2 separate regions of the Mus musculus genome follow, and region 2 is linked to region 1. The links are chromatin loops, found by intact Hi-C in ENCODE. Cell type or tissue: left cerebral cortex. All regions are shown on one strand. Links, peaks and the distances in the headings refer to the core of each region. The heading gives the core; the rest is flanking DNA.

What was found. Hi-C counts contacts between places; a loop is a spot of excess contacts. Peaks named below come from ENCODE experiments on the same cell type or tissue, not always from the same donor. Only the 100,000 strongest peaks of a DNase experiment are listed, where the experiment ranks them.
Region 2: a loop joins it to region 1, with 3 times the contacts of the local background. A loop is called at or near these places in 1 of 42 quality-filtered maps.

Annotation. Positions count from the first base shown.
Region 1 is chr7:123,121,822-123,131,766 of GRCm38, reverse strand. It overlaps Tnrc6a (trinucleotide repeat containing 6a), which reads right to left and starts at 7,882. Exons shown (of 24, transcript NM_144925.3): 1 at 7,435-7,882; 2 at 7,052-7,099. The coding sequence starts at 7,439. In left cerebral cortex, for the core only: a CTCF peak has its summit at 4,256; DNase peaks (open chromatin) are centred at 2,541 and 4,221; H3K4me3 peaks cover 460 bases; H3K27ac peaks cover 358 bases.
Region 2 is chr7:123,359,404-123,369,348 of GRCm38, reverse strand. All of the region lies in intron 1 of Arhgap17 (Rho GTPase activating protein 17), which reads left to right. Among named protein-coding and RNA genes, the nearest start is that of Arhgap17, 5.5 kb to the left of the region's middle. In left cerebral cortex, for the core only: a CTCF peak has its summit at 5,301; a DNase peak (open chromatin) is centred at 5,182; H3K27ac peaks cover 1,266 bases.

The DNA.
Region 1 (9,945 bases), core at 2,339-6,338:
TTCACCCATTAAAAGGAATGAAGTGCTTACAATGAATCAATACAAGTAAAGCTTGAAAATACAGTAAGATAGACACAAACACTAAAGAATTCTATTGCATGATTCCATAGTTATGTGGCGCACGCCTTTAATCCCAGCACTTGGGAGGCAGAGGCAGGCGAATTTCTGAGTTCGAGGCCAGCCTGGTCTACAAAATGAGTTCCAGGACAGCCAGGGTTATACAGAGAAAACCTGCCTCAGAAAAAAAAAAAAAAAAAAAAAGAAATGCTCAAAACAGAAAATCAATCAGTGAAGGGCAGGAGCTGGAAGGCAGGCTAAATGACCAGTGACTGCTAAATAGTTGGTGTTTGGAATATGAGCATAAACTCACTCTGAAATCAGAGGTGATGAATGTACAGGTCACACACTTCACATGCATGGAGATTTGATCTTAATAAAGATATTACTAAAAAGCTGAGTCTGTGCCCATAGTCTCAACACTCAGGCAGGGACAGTGAGTGAGTTCAAGACCAGTCAGTAGGGACTCGGTGATGGGGGGAGGCCCTTCAGAGGAATTTGAGAATAGATGAAAAGCAGGACAGTACTGAACAGTTTAAGCTCTGGTTTCATAGTCACTGAGGAACAAGTTTCCAGTAGTTGCCTTACAACTGTGGCCTGAAATACTAACCTACAGGAATACCAAGAATATTCACATGTCCCTTTCCATTTTTATACTTTTTGTGACAAGGTCTCATCAAGCAGGTGACCTTGAACCTGTATGTAGCTAAAGATAACCTTGAATTTGGGTCCCCATTGCTTCTACCTCAGAAGAGCTGAGGTGCACCCCACTGGAGAAGGGACCCAAAAGAGCCAAATGAGCAAGCAACCTGCCACATTCCCACTAAGTCTCATGTACACACCTCACACCTGCTTGAGGATTCAGCGAGAATGCATTTCTCTTGCACCCTTCTGTTACAGCAGTTAACAACAGGCATGCTACAATGCTCTTAAGATCAGTGTATATTTAGGCAGCAGGCAGCACCAGCTTTCCTTCTGCTAGCCCACAAATGTGTTTCTTGGGGAACAGAGACACAGGAGAAAGAAGGGGCTAAAGTCAACAAAACACATCAGTATAAAAAACACCCAGCATCACTGCAGCACACTACCCAGTAAATGCTATCAGACTTACAATTCATTAGCAAGAGCAGCAAAACAAGTGGGCTGGCTCAGGCTTGTTTGTTATTATACAAAATCCAATCAACTGCTGTTGGCAGAAAATATTTTTTAAGGTTCAAAGTATAAACGTTTTTCAACTAGGTTTCAATTGGTTTTGAACATTCCTTTAAAATGGGAAGCTGAGTCATTGTGATCTAACACTACTGCCTTACTGCCGAAAATGCAAATGTTTCTCCCTGGTTACAAGAAAGGAAATGCTAGGATTTCTGCTGCCTAGCCAACTCAAAACAGGATGCAAAAGATGCTTCAAGTAAGATGTCTTAAATAGGACTGTTAACTATATTTATGTTTGTGGCCATCCTTTTAAAACTAAAAGAAAGCCTGCCTCAGGTCCATTTTACTCTCTTCAATCTCAGTTTAACTCTTCTGACAGCCACTCTAACACACACCAAATCTTTGAAAGTCTGATAAATACCTTATCCCGTTAGGTTCTGGGTTGATTTTATGCTTTGTTTTGTTTAAACACATATTCAATTTTTCAAAGTACTTCTTTTCACCTGTGGTTCCTTATAACTCAGCATAATTGCCTTATCTAGAGCCACAAGACCAAACTAGCTTAAACAGCAGGCATGGTGTCGCAGTTCATAATCTCTGAGCTGGGAACTGTAAGGCAGGAGAATCCCAAATTTCAGGTCAAGCTAATATAGTAAGAATGTCTCAAAAGCAAAACAAACACAAAGCCAGAATACACATTACAAACATAACCAATGTTTCATTTTCTTACCAAGTTTATTTGAGCATCACTAATCAAGGTTGAAAACAACTTTTATGTCCATCAATAAGAAAGCTATCTTCAAAATAACACTTTAAAAGGTAGCAATCACCACCTTCAAATTTAAAGTGGATTTGCAATTTTTGTAAATTTAATAATACTCTGAGTTTCAGTTTAAACTACGTAGCATTTCCTAACATGCAGGAACACTAAGTAGGCCAGCGTCAAGTGCAAGAGCTGAATAAGCCTCAGAAAGAGTAAGAAGTCTGGATCGGATCACCCTGAGGGGACGGACGCTACACACTCCATGTGTGGTCGCCGACCGTCATGCACAAGAGGCTCTGTACTGCATGAACATACTTCTGTATTTGGGGTCTGGGGTATAAATGATAAAACAAACATAGTAACATACTCCTAAGAAGCGGTGCTACACTCGTTTTGGTGCTTTGTTTAAGATTAGAAATGACTTTTTGTTAAGACTAACTTTATTTTTAATTATGTTTGTATGTGCATGTGTGAGTGCAAGCACCCATGGAGTCTAAAAGAGGATATCAGATCCCCCAGAACTGGAGTTACAGCTGCTTGGGAACCAGCCAATGTGGGTGCTGAACTTGAATGGAACTTGGGTCCTCTGCAAGTGCAACAAGAGCTCTTAACTGCCTACTCATCTCTTCAGCCCACAAGTGAAAAATAGAAGATGGATTTTCCTTGGAGTGAGATTAGTTCAGACTGAATGGCATATATGTAACATACCCTGTTTTAGTATTTCCAATCATGGGCAAAATTCCTGGGGTTGTCATAAAATAAAACTACAAAAGACTTTGTCTTTCAAGTTATACTTTCAGATATATTTGATATGCCAAAATTCAAAACTATTTTTATGATGTTTAGATTCAAATTTCCAGAGTATTCTCAGTTTCAAGTTCACAGCCTGCATTTTTTAATAGCAACTAATTTGCTACATAATCTCTAAATTAAGCTAGGAAGAAGCCTATCCTGCAAGCTACATCAGAGGAAGCAACAGAAAAGTCTAACAAAATTAGGATGATGGCAAGAAGAGACAACCCTATCTAGAGACGTATACCCTGGCCACTCCTATTATCCTGGGTTTCCTGCGACACTGCCTCTGCTCCAGACACTCATGGTTCAAACAAAAGTTTCCCACATTAGATGCTATTTGGTTTACAGCATCTTTAATATTTGTTGTACAATGGCCATTTAACAGTTGACTTGGGAGCTGGGATCAGTATCACAAATTATGTTAACTTCTACTTATACAACATACCTAAATTATAGGAATCATTAGAATGTGCATGAAAAAACTGACATCATTGTTGTTTTTGGAAAGAAAGCAGAAACATGTTATATCTTATCTAATGGGTAGTAAAAAACACTTGAATTGGAGAAGGCTTGTTGGAATCCCAGCTCTCTCATTTGAAGACTGTCTCTCAATCAGAATTTTCTCACTTGAAAAAAATGATACCAGCTGATATCTACCTTAAGGTCCAGCTCTGAATATTCAGTAATTTTGTAGCTTAGCCTCTAAAAATACTTTCAAAAATTACAACAGTTGGGGACTGGAGGGATGGCTCCTCAGTTAAGAGCACTGGCTGCAGTTCAAATTCCAGCAGCCACACGGCAGTTTAAACAACCTGTAACACCACTTCCAGAGGATCTGACACCCTCTTCTGGCTTCCAATGAGTACCAATTGTACACTGGGACCAATGTGTGCACTGATATTCCTGCAGGCAAAACACTCATACAGACAAACTTATTTTTTTAGAAGTTGTTTTGCATCAACTAAATTGTACTAGTTAATGGAAGGTTTCTGTTTCCCCTCTAAACTGGCAATTTTTACCAATATTGTTTCTCCTCATACAAACTTCTATTTTACTCTGAGACTGGGTCGATCTCTCCTTTATCCTAAATGGAGAATCTTAGCTATGTGAACTCCTCTCACAACTAACCTACTTTGAAATGCCAGGATCCGCTCATACTTACTTTTCTCTACCAACACTTTCATGCAAATCCTTATCAGCTTTCACCTAGAGAACTACTGCCAACAATTATACCTGGTCACAATCTCCAGCCTTAAAGAGTTTCCTATCACAGTGCTATCCTACCAGGAGGTGGGCAGTGGCTCCTTAGACTATGTATATAAGTTTTCAGCCTTAGAGTAAAAGACCTCCACACACCATGTCTTAAGACTGTCTGGTTAACTGCTTGCTATCTCTGCACACAAAATCCCTGTGTGCTTACTAGGTTTGAGTCTTTTCTTCCTTAGTCCACTCCAGTGGCAGTCACCCTCATCTAAGCATTACAGCTCCCTCTCTTGAATGTTCATGGTACTGACAGAACGAGGCAATTCTAAAGGCCAACAATTAATTTAAAAAGCTAGCTAAATGCATCCCTCATGCCACTGTGTTTGACACCTGGCACTGCCTTGGTAAGGACTTGCTACTTACCACAGAAAAGAAGAATGCCAGCCCAACTCTGGCCCACACAGAACAGAGCTTCTAAGCTAGACACACACACACTAGTGTTCGCTGGGCTTCCATGATACAAAAAGATTCCTGATGAATTATTTACATATTTAGAACTTTTCATATTCAAACCCTGAACCAAGATCTCCAACAATGCTATCCACATCCCTACCTTCCATTCCCGATGGACCTTTCTCAGAAACTGAAAACATGCTGATCATTACAAATACTGAGTAGAGGGTACTCCTGGTAACAGTGGACATCCTGCACTATAAAAGACAGTCTTCAAATAATTAATTAGCTGGTCCAAAATGTGTCCATGGTGAGAAACTCCAAGATAAGCATACTGCATGCAGTTGTAGGTTCTATTTCCTAAAAGAAATTTTGCAGTTTTTCAAAGTGCAGCACCTTACCTTCAGTAAAGAGTTTAAACACAGCATGAAAACTGATGGCTCCTGAAATTACTAACGGTCAGACTTTAAACTCAGCACATACCTCAAGCCTCTTATATGTAAAGCACAAGAACTAAGAACACCTAGTTCACCCAGACACTCAAGAATAAGGAGGTATACAAAGTCTTTAGATGGGTATACCAGGCAGATGATACTGGTTCCCAGAAAATACTCAGTTTACTAGGGTGAATACTACCAACCATGACTTCCTGAGCAGGGTAGTAATGGATAAAGAGTGATACTTTCAAACTCGGGAAAAATAAAGCAGGTGCCCATCTAATCTAATCTAATCTAATCTAATCACCTTCCTCCTACTCAAAGCACCTTAACTTTAAACAAAAAGAACTGGTCCCACCTCACTGGACGTTCTGCCTTAAACTGTTTATATATTTCTTTTTCATACCTAATGATCTTATGAATGAATCTCCTCAAGCAGGAGAATGAAATGACATCTCCTCTCGACCCTTCCATCAACTACCTTGTACCACCGTTATTTAAGTATATATGAGAGCTCTCCCACCTAATTGTACATGCCCTCTGTGGACACTGACCTAAGGGGGTCTAACAGACCTTAGTAACTAAGATGGCCCAAGCCTCTCGTTTCATAGATTAGACAGAGGCTAAGTGACCTGCCAAGAGTCAAGGTCATTTTAAGTGGCAGAGCTGGAATTCAAACGAGGCCAAGAGAAGAGATTCCAAGTTCTGTCCAATCATAATGAAGTGGAAAATCATGCTTGTGTTACAATGTTTACCTAAATTCTAGGTACCCTCACAGAAAAATTGAAAGGAGAAAAAGATCCAAAACCTATACTATTACTAAAAATTACATCTCAATAATTCAATCTATTTCGTTCGGTTCTGTATCTTATTCTTTCTTTCCTGCTTTTCACAATATAACTTGTTTAAACATCCAGCTGACATTTAGCCACTGGTATCAGCTCTTAAGGTCCCTTTAAATGATTCCATAATTATTTAGAGTTCCAGAAAAACCCCTTAATGGGTAAGCCAATACTGTTTCTTTGCCAAGAGAACAGATTCTGTAACAGTCACCCCAACAGATTAACATTTATAAAATCAAAAAGCCAGAAATTTGGAACAATTAATTCTACATGGTGAAAAATACTTGTGCAATTACAAGTGTGCTAATAACCCCAACATAAGCCTAGAACTTCCAGTAAACAAACGTAAGCCATATTAAGACCTAAAACAAATGGAAGTTGTTTTTACTGTATTAATCTGTAAGTTTCTGAGTGTCTAAATATGATGCAAAAACAAATAGGTAAAGGAAAAGTCTGTTTAAACGTGGATCTGAAAACGGGTCAAGTATAGTACAATTCTCTGATAATTTAGAAATTACAGCTCAATAGAACTAAACGTTTTCCAGAAATGCATTACTTCGGGGTAGGAGACAAAAAAACAAACAAACAAACAAAACCTAACCAAACAAACAAACAAAAAAAAACCCCACTTCTCTTTTGAGGTAGTATTTGATGCTTACCAGTTACCAGTGCAAAAGCACTCAGACCCAGCAGAAGTGATAATCACTTACTGGTAACAATTTTTAATTACTTTCCCAACTGATAAAAAGAGCACACACTGAACACAGACTAAAATGTAGTTTCAAAGGAAAACAAAACGCAGTTTATGCTTCATGAAGTTCAAGGACAAAACTGTTTCCAATGCAACAGAATCCGCCTGACTACAATGTGCAGAGACAGAGAGGAAAAAATGTGAACACATAGTATCTTTTTATAAAGGCAACAATTTAGCTACAAAGTAATAACGGGGAAGCCAAAACAGTTTGACAGCCCGCCATAAGGGCCGCCTCAATCATGAGTCACACAATGCCTGCAACCATTTACAATAGTAATTAATGCACAAGTCCCCTAATTAAATTCTAAAAGGGTGAGAATGCTTTAACTAAGTTTACAAGAACTGCCTTTTGCTTTTCTTTTTAAGAACGAACACACTCGTAATTACGCGTCTCCCTGCAATGCCCCCCCCATGCAATATTCCCTGAGGCCGTTTCTCCCGAATGTCTGTTCCGTGAGTGCGAAAGCAAATGACACGGGGTTGGGGGGTGGGGGTGGAGGTTGGGGGGGGGGGGTCCGTAAACCCAGGAAGAGCGAAGCAGAGTGGAAACACACGATTATAAAGGGGCGGGAGACCGAAGGCTCGCCCATCTTACCTGCTAAGATTTCTCTCTACGTCTTTGGTAGCTTTAGCTTCCAATTCTCTGAAATAGCAAACAAAAACAAACACAAAAAAAAAAAAAAAACGGGGGGAGGGGATGCGCGTGAAAACGGAGCTGCTGCGGCAGAGCGCCCGCGCGGTGGGGGAGGGGCGGGGCTGCGGGCTGCAGCGCTGCGGGCCGCCGAGCCCAGGGCGACCGAGCCCAGAGCCGTAGCCCGCGCCGGACCAAGCTTCCCGGACCGCCCGGGACTCCCGCCCACGCCCGCGTCCCCCCGGGGACTGCCCCGCGCCGCCGCCCATCAGCCCGAGGGGGTCCTGCGGCAGCGCCGGAGGCTGGCTCCTGGCCCCCCGAGCGAGCCTCCCCTCCGGTCCGCTCACCTCATGTGTGTAAAGTGCACTAGCGCGTGAGGCGCGGGGAACGAGGCTCGCGAGCCTCAAGCCCTCCGCAGCGCCGCGGGGACAGGCCCGAGCCGCTGCACCAGCGCCATTTTCTACACCGTCCCGCTGCCGCCGCCGCCGCCGCCGCCACCGCTGCCGCCGCAGGCCCCAGACCGGAAGTGAATGCCCCACTCGCAACCCCTTCCGGGGGCGCCGTGGCCCGGGAGCCCCAAGATGGAGGTCCTAGCAACTAGGCCTGCCGGACGAGGCAGCCACTTGACAACTGTCTGACGCGTCCAGGACTTCGCCGGAGCTGTCGGGGAACTCCGAGGTTCCCCACGAGCGGCTCTGGGGCCTGGCAAGAGCGGAGCGCGGCCTTTTTCGCCGAGGCTGGCTCGGGCTTGCCTCGGACCATCCCCTCCTCCTTCTTTACTGCGACACAAGTTTCCTTCCCCTCGGCCCGGCCCCTCCCTTACAGAAACACGCCTTTAAAAAAAAAAAAAAAAAAAAAATCCAGCAAACCGCAAATTCCACCCCTGCCGCTGCCAGACTAGCCCGCGCCGTTTTTTAAATTCACCCACATCTAATTACTTTTGACCTTCAGCCACATTTATTTAACCTCTCGATTTGTGCCTCTTCCCAGGTGAAGAATGCATCCCAGAAGTTTCATTTTTTTTATTTTTGTGCCTCAAATTTTTACACACCCTTGACTCAGCAATTCCACTTGCACGAATTTCTCTGCTCAAGAAATAACCATTTGGGTATCACTTTTAAGTACTTCACAATCAAGATATTAACTCAAATGCACAGGAAAGGTTGAATAACTGTAGCCAGCTACGACATCTAATGCTATGAGGTGGCATTAAACGCAGCTACTTGCAATACCTGGGGTCTTGGTTACAATAAAAGAATGGAAACGCAGATGCCATACTAGTTCTCAGAAAGACATGTGAACACCCAAAAATTCTTACATGTGAACACTGTAAGATACATGTCTGTAGGTAAAGTATGTAAGTCTACATGTAGATAAAATAAGATACAGTAATATAATACATGAAGATACAATTATTACAATTATTTTCTTAAATTACAATATAGACACATACCTGATTGTAAATACAATAAGATACATACCCAAAGGGGGATGCTGCAATATAATGCATTAAGATATTATAATGCACATAGGTACATACATATTCGGTGCATATAATGCTAGTAATCTGCACATTTCTCCTCTACTTAAAATCTACTCCCTTTTACTTTCTCAGAAAACTCGCTCTGCAGACAACCTTCTTTTGCCCTTTTCTATTCTAAGTCCTTTAACTGGTTTAAACCTGCTCCAGTCTCTCCCATGAAACAAGCTCTGTGATTGTCTGCTTCTGCTCTAGGAGAAATGTGTGTTGTAGTTAGCTAATGAGTGGATGAATGCCCAGAAAGGAACTAGCCAGCATGTTAACGTCTGTTTTGCATTTTTCTTCTTTTGGTGTTCTTAATTTTATGAACACCCTATAAACATTTTTTGGAAAAAAATTACAAATTGCAAAATGAAGAATAACAAATAAATGCTAGTAATTTTTACATTTTAATTTATTTGAGATGGGGGTCTTACTCTATATCCTTGGCTAGCCTATGTAGGCCAGACTGGACTCAAACTCAGAAATCTGCCTATCTCTCTCTCCTGAGTTCTAGTGATCTATAACACACACACACACACACACACACACACACACACACACACACACAGGATCAACTTTGGTTAGGTTCTTTGTTAAACTGATACAAGATGGAGTCATCTGAGAAAATGCCCCCATCAAATTGCTGTAGGCAACTCTATAGGCATTTTCTTGATTAATAGTTGATATGGAAGCTCTTTAGAGGCCATCCCAGGTTGTATGAGAAAGCATGCTACAAGCCATGGGGAGCAAGCCAGTAAGCAGCACACTCCTCTATGTCTCTGCTTTAGTTTCTGCCTCTAGGTTCTTGCCTTGAGTTCCTGCTCTGATTTTCCTATATGATGAACTATGAACTGTAAGCTGATAAACCCTCTCCTCCCCAATTTGCTTGTCAGTATGGTGTTCATCACAGTGATAGAAGGCAAATTAAGACAGAATCTTTCCTATAATGTTTTGCCTTTGTTTCTGCCCAATTCCTGTGATTACCTCAACACCCATCTTCTCTACTCTATATTCCTTGCCTTACCAAGGTTAAGTGATTAGACTAATTCACAAATTATAATTTTGGAAGGTAATGATTACTTTTTCCTCTATCAAAACCACAACTGAGGCTGTAAAAAAGAGCTCAGTAGTCAGAAGAGCACTGGCCGCTCTTCCAGAGAATCTAAGTTCAGTTCCCAACACCCACATGGTGGTTTACAACTGTCTATAACTCAAGTTCCAGGATACCCAATGTCTTCTGGCCTCCTCAGCACCTGGCACGTATATGATATATATATATACACTGGCAAAACACTCATACACGTAAATAATTTTTTGCAATGCTGAGTATAGCAAA
Region 2 (9,945 bases), core at 3,774-7,773, 240 kb before region 1:
TTAAGTTCAGCCCCCCTCCCCTCTGTGAAGGAATCGAGAACTGCAGTCTCAAAATCCAGGCTTTTGGGAGTTTGCTGTGAGTTCTTGAGGTCTAGAGGTTTGGAAAGCGAAAAGGATGCCTTTTCTCATCTCACCTTGGATGTGGTATTTTCTGACACTGAGTGAGTGCTTGACAAGAAACTGATTTTTTTTTTTTTTAATGAAAGAATACAGGAGGGACAGTAGATGAGTAGGCTGTAGAACAGGAACGATTTGCGGTTTTTAGAGCTTTCAGGAGGCTGTTGTCATGTGCTGTGCTATCTGGAACAAATATTTCAAGGTCTTGCAGGGCGGATAGCTTTGCCGAACCAATTTGCTGGTTATTCTGCACGAAGATAGATGGGTTTTTCACAGCTCTTGCTGTTACCCTCCTCCCTTAGCAGTTAAGGACAGTTTGGTTTGGTTGAAGCACGTGAGACACTTCTTTTTTTATGTGTACGAAAATACTTTTACTTCCTCTTGGGTTTTCTAAATTTGCTTTTTACAATGTTTCATTTCCCCCAACCTTTTGCTAAGTTTTGTTATTGAATTTCTAAAAAGAAAAATAGAAGGGAAGAAAAATCCCTCCATCATGTAATCTTGGTATCCTCTATCCAGACTCAGTCCCTGCCCCTTAAACCCACACATGCCTAGTTTTTTGTTGCGTGTAGAGTTAGAGAAAGACTAGGGTCAAGGCGAGTAATCCTAATGGCATGAACAAGAAATATGATGAGAAGTGATAATTTTCTTGTGAGTCTTGTACTCCTTGCAGATATGCATGGCAGAATCAAAACTTAGTGGCTGCCACAATGCCTTTGTTAGATTTGTTATTGATTAGGTTTCGTCCTGTGTGGGACAAGGGAAAGTTGCTGGTTTTATGCAAAGTCTTGAGAGCTTTCTGCCTTGAAAGCTGGTTAGGGTTTTGTGGGCCCCTGCTTCTCCTTAGTCTCTCTTCCTAGTTTTACATTCTGGCCAGACTTGCCCACTTTCAGTTCCCACAGGAGGCCTATGTTTCTTATATGTTAACCTCTTCCTGGAATTCCCATAAGCCTCTCTTACCACACCTGGCCGATAGATAACCTTTCATGCTCTTCACTTCTCTCAGTCTCCATGTCCTTAGAAGATCCTTGATGTCTTGGATGGGCACCGTCTTGAGGCCATGCGCTACCTGCTTTCTATCTTCAAACGTCCTCTTTACCTGCTCGTGTTGGCTATTTGAGCACCGGGAGAGTCTTTCCTATGAGTCTTGGATTCCCAGGGTCTGTGTGTGACTCCCATCCCAGGACAGATGACCTGTCAAAATTGTCAATTCTGGGACTCCAGCTTGTCCTGCATTGCCTGGTGCTGCGGAATTAAGTTTGGGAAAATATGAACAGGATGGAGTGGTAGTGATTCATACTGGGACAGTAATTCTGGCCCTGACCTTTGACTCTGTTTGAAAGTCTTTATTGCTGGATGCCAGGGGAAGCTGCAGCTATTACAGAGCTGTAAGGGTGTGGTAGCCATGAGACTAAAGTCAGAACATCTGTTTTTACTGGGTTGAAAATCTGTTGCTCTCTTGTCGTTGATTTCCTAGATAACTCCCCCCCCCCCCCCCGTGTGTATGTGTGTGTGCGCGCGCACACGAGCTCAAGTTTTCCCTATTTAAGTAACCCTAAGGGGGTAGGAAGAAAAATGGAGGCTAGAACTGAGAATTATTATTCAGTGAGCCAGATGGTTGGTACACTCCCATCAGAAGCAGATCGTGGGTGTCTTTGGGCAAAGAAGAATGCTTTTCTAGCACAGATTTCTCCCAGCTGTGATCTGGATAGAGGAGGAGTTTATCTGTGTAATCGACTACAGTTATCAGTTTGTGGAGTTCTAGGTGCTATCTTGCCGTGAGGAATTTCGCTAGGATGGAATGCTCGTGAGTAATTCCCCCGAGAAGTTTCATGGGCCTGGCATGGTTGAGGATTAGTAATGCCTAGAAAGGATGAGCTAACATGATGCACTTTGTGTGCAGAGGGTGGATGGATGAGTCTGTGGGCAAGGCTTATGGGGTGGTCTCACAGTGTGGGCAATGTAGTGGGGTGGATGTTTTTGTCACCTGCTCTTTGTTGAGTCTCATATTCAGTGAGCACTGAGTGAGGCTACACTGTACACCACTGTGCGATATTAAAGAATCAAAGACCAAGAATACAAACGAGATCTCTGCCCTGGAGCTTCCCAGTAGATACATGGAGGAGATGGGCAAACCCCAAGTCATTATACACATAAAATAAGCACTTGCAGAAGGATGGCAGTGCACGGAGGAGAGCCTGCCTGCCACTGCACGGAGACGCTCAGAACAGCTGCTCTTGGGAGGTGTGAGCAGGGCCTGTGCTCTCTTGCCCTCTCCAACTTCTTTCAGACTTGCTGATACCAATTAGGTCTCTTCTGGTGAAGAAAAAAAACATAATTCAAGGTACCCGAGCAGAAAAGAATTCGTTGGCCTGTGAGCAGGAGTCTAGGCATAGGACGGCTTTTGTTTGAGACAATCTCACTGTATGGCCCAGAATTCCCAGTCCTCCTGCCCCAGCCTTCCCAGTGCTGGATCTGAGGGCATTCTGGATGGTTCACTCTTTAGACAAACCGTGTTCACAGATTTCCATTATCCTCAGCGCAAGTCTCAGAGGAAAAGAATACTGTGTGACTGTGGCCAAAGTCCCCGGATTGGCTCTTGTTTCTGGGTCACATGCCTTTCATGGGAAATGAAATGGACTCAACCCCACCCAAATAGAGAGTGGAGGAGTGCTGGTTCCCTACGGTAAACTGGGGCACTATTACCAGCAGAAGGAGAATGGGCAGACACCGATCAGTTAAGCAAGAAAAGCCCTGCTGAGCTTTTGCAGTCTGGTTGTGGAAAAGGAGAAGCATTCTCTCACTCTTGGCTTCAGATAATCTAGAGAGGGCAGATGGTGCAGCAGGGAGTCAGGGGTGATGGTGGGCAAGTGTTGTCTGGATAGAGGAGACTGGACAGGAGGATAAGGAGTGTGAAGTTAGGAGCTGCTGTGGGTCAGGAGTACATCCCTGGCAGAGAGTCTGCCCTGAGAGTCTCAGGAGTTGTTCTGAGTGCTTTCATTTGGCAAGTCAAGGTCCAGGGAAGGACCACAGAGAACCTGAAGGGCCATGTTCTAATAATGGGTCCCAACCTCTGGAGTGCCTAAAATGTAAATTTAAGGGAACATTAGCTGATATTTAACTCAAGCAAGCACAGCAGTATTACAACATTACACTACTCAAAAATTTTTGAGGCTAGATGTGGTCTGTGGCTGTGTTGGCAACTGCTTATCTGAGAGGACCTGCAAGTTTCCACTTCCTGATTCCTTCTTTACCTGACCCCATGGTGCCATTGGTTCTCTGGCTCTGTGGAGAGCTCATTCTCACTGCTGAGATCTTTCATAGGGACACAGTAATCATCTCGCCTTTCTACAGCGGCGTGTCTTACCAAGGGCTGTGCCTCAGCACCTGGCCTGGTTCTCACCCACAGTGACTACCATTTATATTTTATGAAGAAGGACAAATGATTTGCCAGGCTGGCACATCTACTCGGTGACCCACACAGGACATGGTGTGGGCCTTCCGCCTCTGCAGCCCATATATTTCTAACCACAGAACTCTTCACCAGGAAAGGTGGCGTGTTTATGAACAAATGTCTTGAACATCTTCCGTGATCATTAAGCTGATGCACTTCTCATAAGGAACTCACAGCATTCTCCGGGCAGCTCTGGGGTGGTGTTGTTTATTCCTAATTGAACAATAAGGAAGCCAGAGATCAGAGAGGTCACAGAGCTGGAACATGACAGAGTTGTGGATCCAAACCAGGTTCTGACCTCAAAGCAGACATGCATGGTATTTGATTCATTTTTAGTGCTGCCTCCATCAAATCTTGGGAGCTGTGAGTTGGGTGTTACTGTAATAGCGGGCTTGCTACCTGAGGCTGTGTTTCCTCAGGGGACCCTAGGCGGTATCTAGATGCCTTTCTTAGGACAGATGCTCTATCACAGAGCCACATTCCAGCCTTCTTGATGGTCATAATTTGGGTAGGTGGGGCGGGAGTTGCTGCTGGCATCTTTTGCTGACATGCGTGCTGAACAGTGCCAACAACAAAGAATTATACAGCACCAGCCACATTTGTGCCGAGGTTTAGAATCCTGACTTAGTCCTCTTTAAATCATATATTCTCTGGACATATGAGTGGTCACAGCCAAACATGCACTGTTGGCTTGCAGGTCACAGATGTATTCTTTTTGTATTATTCGATGCTTGTACATTTATTGTCACTTTAAAAAATTAGTACTTGTCATCTGAAAAATATGGAACTCATGCTTTTTCTAGAAGAATCTTGGAAATTCTGTCAGGATCTGATATCCCTGTCCAGTACAGGTCCTGAAGCAAGCCACAGCTTTCCCATTGGGGATGGTCATCGGCTCCCTGTGTGTGCAGTCCATGGCTAATGGGTTTTATCTCTTTATATCCCTTGCTGACCTCTTCCTGATCATCGAGATCTTAGGACTCTGTCTAGGAGCAGAGGTAGCTGTCCATTACAGCAGTAGGAGTTTGCAGTCGAAGTGCATGGCTGCCTGCTGATGTCACAGTACCATGGTATACCCCTGGTACCATGTTGTATAAAACTTCTCCGTGAGGCAGCATTCATTACCTGGGCATGCCTGTCACATACCAGCTCCTTGCTTTGCCTGTGGGAACACTGTGTAGTCCTCACTGACTTAACAAGCGTCTTCCCACACGTGGGGTTTGCTCTACCTTTCCCCAGAGATCTCTGAACAAAGCGTCTGAGGAAAGCGAGGTCCCAAGCCCAGTGGCTTCCATCTAGCCTCTGATACAGCAGGCTAGGGAAAGGATCTCTATCTGAGCATCTTCTTAGGCTTTCTGAGGCCACCTTGGGTGAGTGGCAGGTTGTAGAATTCTAGAATCTCAAACAGCTTATTTACAGGTATATAAAAATCCACACCCCCTCCCCCCGCCCGGGTGCCGGAGAATTAAACACCAGCCCCAGAAGGATTCGGTCGCCTAGATCATCTTTATTTATGAAGGTAACATGGGACACTGTTGTGAGTCATCTGGTGACAGAAGTTCTGGTGCTGGGGAGAACCCTTCATGGTTTGTTGTTGTAAGGAAGGGTGTACCATGCCAGACTATGGAATATTTTGGATGTATCGTTCTAACGTAGGTGGATACCATGGTAACCAAGTAAAAATCCATTGAAACATGTTATGGCACTCCATCTACTGACTGTTTATGTAATTTCCTGAAGGCAGAAAGACCTGTGGTTCCAGATGTGGAGCCCCTGAGATCTTTGTTTTGATGACGGGGTCTTGCTGTATAGGCCCGGGTGGCCTTGAACTCATGATACTCCTGTCTAGCCTCCCATGTGCTTTGATGACAAGGATGTATCAGCTTCAGATGAGTTTCAGAATTCAAAACTTTTGTGTGTATTTGCCGGTGTTACAGGTAACCTCCAACTGAATCTGCCTAACAGCTCTTCACACCCAGCATGTTATTTCTGTAGCAAAACATGTGCATATAATTACCCCAAAGGATACATAAAAATGTAGCCATCCATGCACAGTATGTTATTGCCATCACAGGCCAAGTTTATAGTCAGTGGGCTTCAAGCTTATTTTTATATTTGTCCTCCCCACCCCCCAGGAAAAAGGATTGTGGATCTATTTTCGTTTTAGTAATGTACCTATATGATTGTCTATAAATCTTTTATTTCAAATAATGTTTCCCATACTCCAAGAGATTGAAACTATGTATGAGCAAGGCTCACACACTCAAGTTGCAGGACAGATAAAGAATTGAGGTGAGAGGCGGGTGTGAGGCTGGGGAGTGGTGGGGGCTGTTGAACACATCCATTTACAGGGGGGCTGCTTACAGCTCTAGCCACTTGTTGCCTTGGAGAATAAGCATATGGTTTAGCCACAACTCCCTGTTTTTAAAAAGAGGGACACACATACTCATCCATATATTGTGTAAGTGTATGTGCCTGTGCGTGTCAATGTGCACCACATGCATGCATGAGTCTGTGGAGGTCAGAACAGGCATCAGATCCCTGGAGCTGGAGTTACCGATGGCAGTGAGTCATCACGTGGGTTCTGGGAACTGAACCCAGGTCCTCTGCAAGCACAGCAAGTGTTGTAACCAGCTGAACCATCTCTGAGCCCCACATCTCCCATTTCTAATGATGCTCCAGAAGGCTGATTTTCCTGCAAAGTTTTATGATACTTAAATGTTAGCAACGAAAATGAAAACAATTCCATCCATGTAGGCCAAAGAAAACATATCTGCAAACTTTATCTGGCCTTGGGCTGTCTGCCTTGACCTCTAGCTCAGAGACTAATGCTTGTGGCATGAAAGGTTGTTGCCTGTGGAGTTAGGATTAGGCTACTCCTTAAGATGTAGATGGCTAATTTGTTTTGTCATTATTTGTTTTGTTTTCTTACATATTATGCTACTTTTTGCATACACGGTAGCTTATACTAAGAAGAAAAGAAAGTTGGTAGGTATTTTATTTTAGAACTGCCTTACTTTCTAGCCAATTGGAGAGTTTCCTTTTAATCTACCACTACCAGCTGAACTCAAAGTTATTTACCTTAGAAAAGGAAATGGAAGCCCTCCTTTAAAAAGAGCGCTGGAAAGATGGCTCATACCTTAAGATTATTTGTGCTCTTCCAGAGGACTGGGTTCCCAGCATCAGAATGTCCACTCACAGCTGTCTGTATTCAAGTTCCAGAGGGCCCAGGGCTGCCTTCTGGCCTTCAGAGGCACAGCACATACATGATGTACATGCATATGTTTAGGCAAAGCAGTCCTACACATAAAATAAAAATAGATAAACCTTTAAAGTCGGGGAGCCCCCTCCCGACTTTTTTGAGACAGGGTTTCTCTATGTCCTGGAACTCTGTATGTACACCAGAATGGCCTCAAACTCACAGAGATCAGCCTGCCTCTGCCTTCCAAGTGCTGGGACTAAAGGCTTGCCCCACCATTACCAACAAGAGGAGCCCTGTTCTTAAAAAGGATGACTTAAAAAAGGTTGTGCTATGCTATTCATTCTTTCCCAGACCTTAATGGTTGTACATTGCACACTCCTTGTATATTTGTTTCTGGACACCTACAGATGTGAAAATTCTCAAATGCTCAGGTCTCATATAAAATGTCATAGTGTGTGCACATAGCCATTGAAGTTGTTCTGCATACTTTAAATCATCTCTAGGTTGCTTACCATAACTAATATATTGTAAATACTGTATAAATGTTATGCTGTATATTTTAGGGAATAGTGATAAAGGAAAAAATCTGTTCGGATCAGAAGCAATTTCTCCCCCAAAGCACTGTTGGTCTCTTCTCTTCCCAAACCCCTCCCCTAGGTGATCTCAGCCCAGCAACCCTCACCTCTTGGGTGATGATTCGCAGTTTCATGCTCTGGTCCTGTATGACTCCACTCCTAGGTGATACCCCCATCTTAGTCTTGAACATCTCTCACTAAGTGTGCTGCAGACATTGAACTCATGGCCGTCATCCTTAAATTTGCCTCATGTTCTTCACTTCCCTAAACCATGGATCACTAGACTTTTGCTTATGGTCTGAATCTTACCCATCTTGTTTTGTCAAAGGCTTTTTGCAACTCACACAGTCACATACTACAGTAGTAGGGGTGAATAACTAGAAAGGTGAGCTGGGTGGCCCATAGAACCCCAAGAGTTGACAGTGAATTTGCTGGGCTAGGGATATAGCTCACTAGTGGAGTACTTGTGAGTTCAAGGGTTCTGTCCCCAACAACCTTAAAACAGAACAAAAATTTATTTTCCTTTCCCATGGATGCAAATGTCACCAGCTGGGGTTCCCCCAGCCATTTTACAAGTCCTGTTTCTCCCCCACATTTTGAACCCTGCTGTCACCGTCCCCAGCTTTCTCTTATCCTTTCATGTGCTTTCTGTTCTCGATGGACGTCCGTCTTTCCTGTCACCTTAGTCAGCCTCTCAGTTCTCACCTGGACGGAAGATTGTCTTACAACTTGTTTTGCTGGCTCAAGGAGCACTGCAGTGAATTGTGTGGAGTAACGTGTTCTGGACTAATATGAGTCTAAGAGAAATTCTAGGAGATAGGACAGAGCCACGGAAAACCTGTGTCAAATGAAGTGAGATCACGTTTGACGTGAAAGCAGTGTCCAGTCCCCTTTCCATCAGCTATAAGGGTTGGTGACCCTGGGTCACACCCTGTTGTTGATTGCAAGTTTGTGGTTGTATTGTTATTGGGTAGTAATTATCCTAAGAAGTCTCTCTCTTCCACTCCCTTCCCACAGTTTTCCTTTTTAGGTGTCTGCCTTATCAGAGATGCCTTCTGGGCTCGACATCCATTTGATCTCTCCTTTAATGTTTCATTAGCATTTCTTCTCTAGTTTCTCACATTCTTTCACATGAGTTGATCAGACGTCTGCTTCATAGATGCTTGAACCCATAAGTCCTGGAGCCCGTCAAGAGGGACTCAGGTGAACACAAGTATTCATTCAGCAAACGTTGAGAGGTGCGTGGAGAGTCTCCCAACTAATTGTCACCTGTCAGCGTAGACATTAGAAATTCACCAGCTTGGATTTCACACGGTCATTGGATACTTGCAGATATATGGGCTGAAGTGCAGCCAGACCTGGGGGAATACACCGAGTATTCCACTCATGGCACCTGGGACTGCTAGGATTCAAGGTGTTCTGTGTAGTACAGGGGTCTCTGACATGTGCTGGGGGGCAGGGGAATGTGTTCAGTTAGGGCTTCTCTAGATACAGAGCACGTGGGCATCACGTGACAAGCTGCTGGAGCCACTAGGTGACAACAGAGTTGCAACAGGACAGAAATAACCGTAAGGGACATGGCACTCTGTATTTTCTATCCTTTACTTTAATATCTTCTTCTGTTTATAAATCAGACAGACAGCCGGGTCTGCTTCTTAGTGGGGACAGTCCTCTCCAGCCTTCTTAACAGGGGACAGCCCTCCAGCCTTCTTGGTGGGGACGGCCCTCTCCAGCACTTTCATTTTCAGGTCACTTGTGCAGAGGATGGTGGTTGGCATGCACTATCAGTTAGTATAGAGTTTAGCTTGCAGAAATGTTAGAATTGGTGTGCCTAATTTTCTTTACTTGGTATTAACTGATAAGCATCTTTCCTCCAAAGAGAAATTTGGTTGCAAATTGAAATTCTGTTGTGTTATTGTATTTATCATCCACTTATATTTTTTTAGATTTTTTTCATTAAAAATTCCTTGGTAATCATACATGAGTATAATGGATTTTGGGTCATTTTTACTCCCATTGCCCTTCCTCATCTTTCTTCCTCTCCCGATGAACTCCCTCTTTTCAATAAGCCCCGCCCCTACATTCATGACTTTTGTTTATGGCCCCTGAGTTTAGTTACGGTTGTTTGTGTGTGAAGGAAACAGGTAATAAAGAATGATGCCCCCTCCACTAGCAGCCATTAACTGCCCACAGTCCTTCCATGGTGGGTGGGGACTCATAAATAAAACCTGTTTTGAGCAGGTTTATATGTCTCTTATTCAGACCATTGTAGTACTCTTATTGTGTTTGCATTTTGGGTATTAAGACTTAATAATGTACCAATGACATCCCCTGAATTCCCAGATATCAAGATTAAAATACAGTCTTTAACCACTACCACCCACTGCTAGAGACAGCAGTATTGGTGGCTTTTGCCTATTTGCAGCCTATCATTAATTTTCTTTTCCAATTCGAAGAGATCAATTATGATTTCCATGATTTGCAGACTGCCACAATCAGATTTGGGGGTCCTGTGTGGAAGGAAGCTAAGAAAGTGAAGATGCTTTGGGCTTGCAGTCTGGGAGCAGGTGTGTCTCGGATGTGTTGGGAGAGTGGTT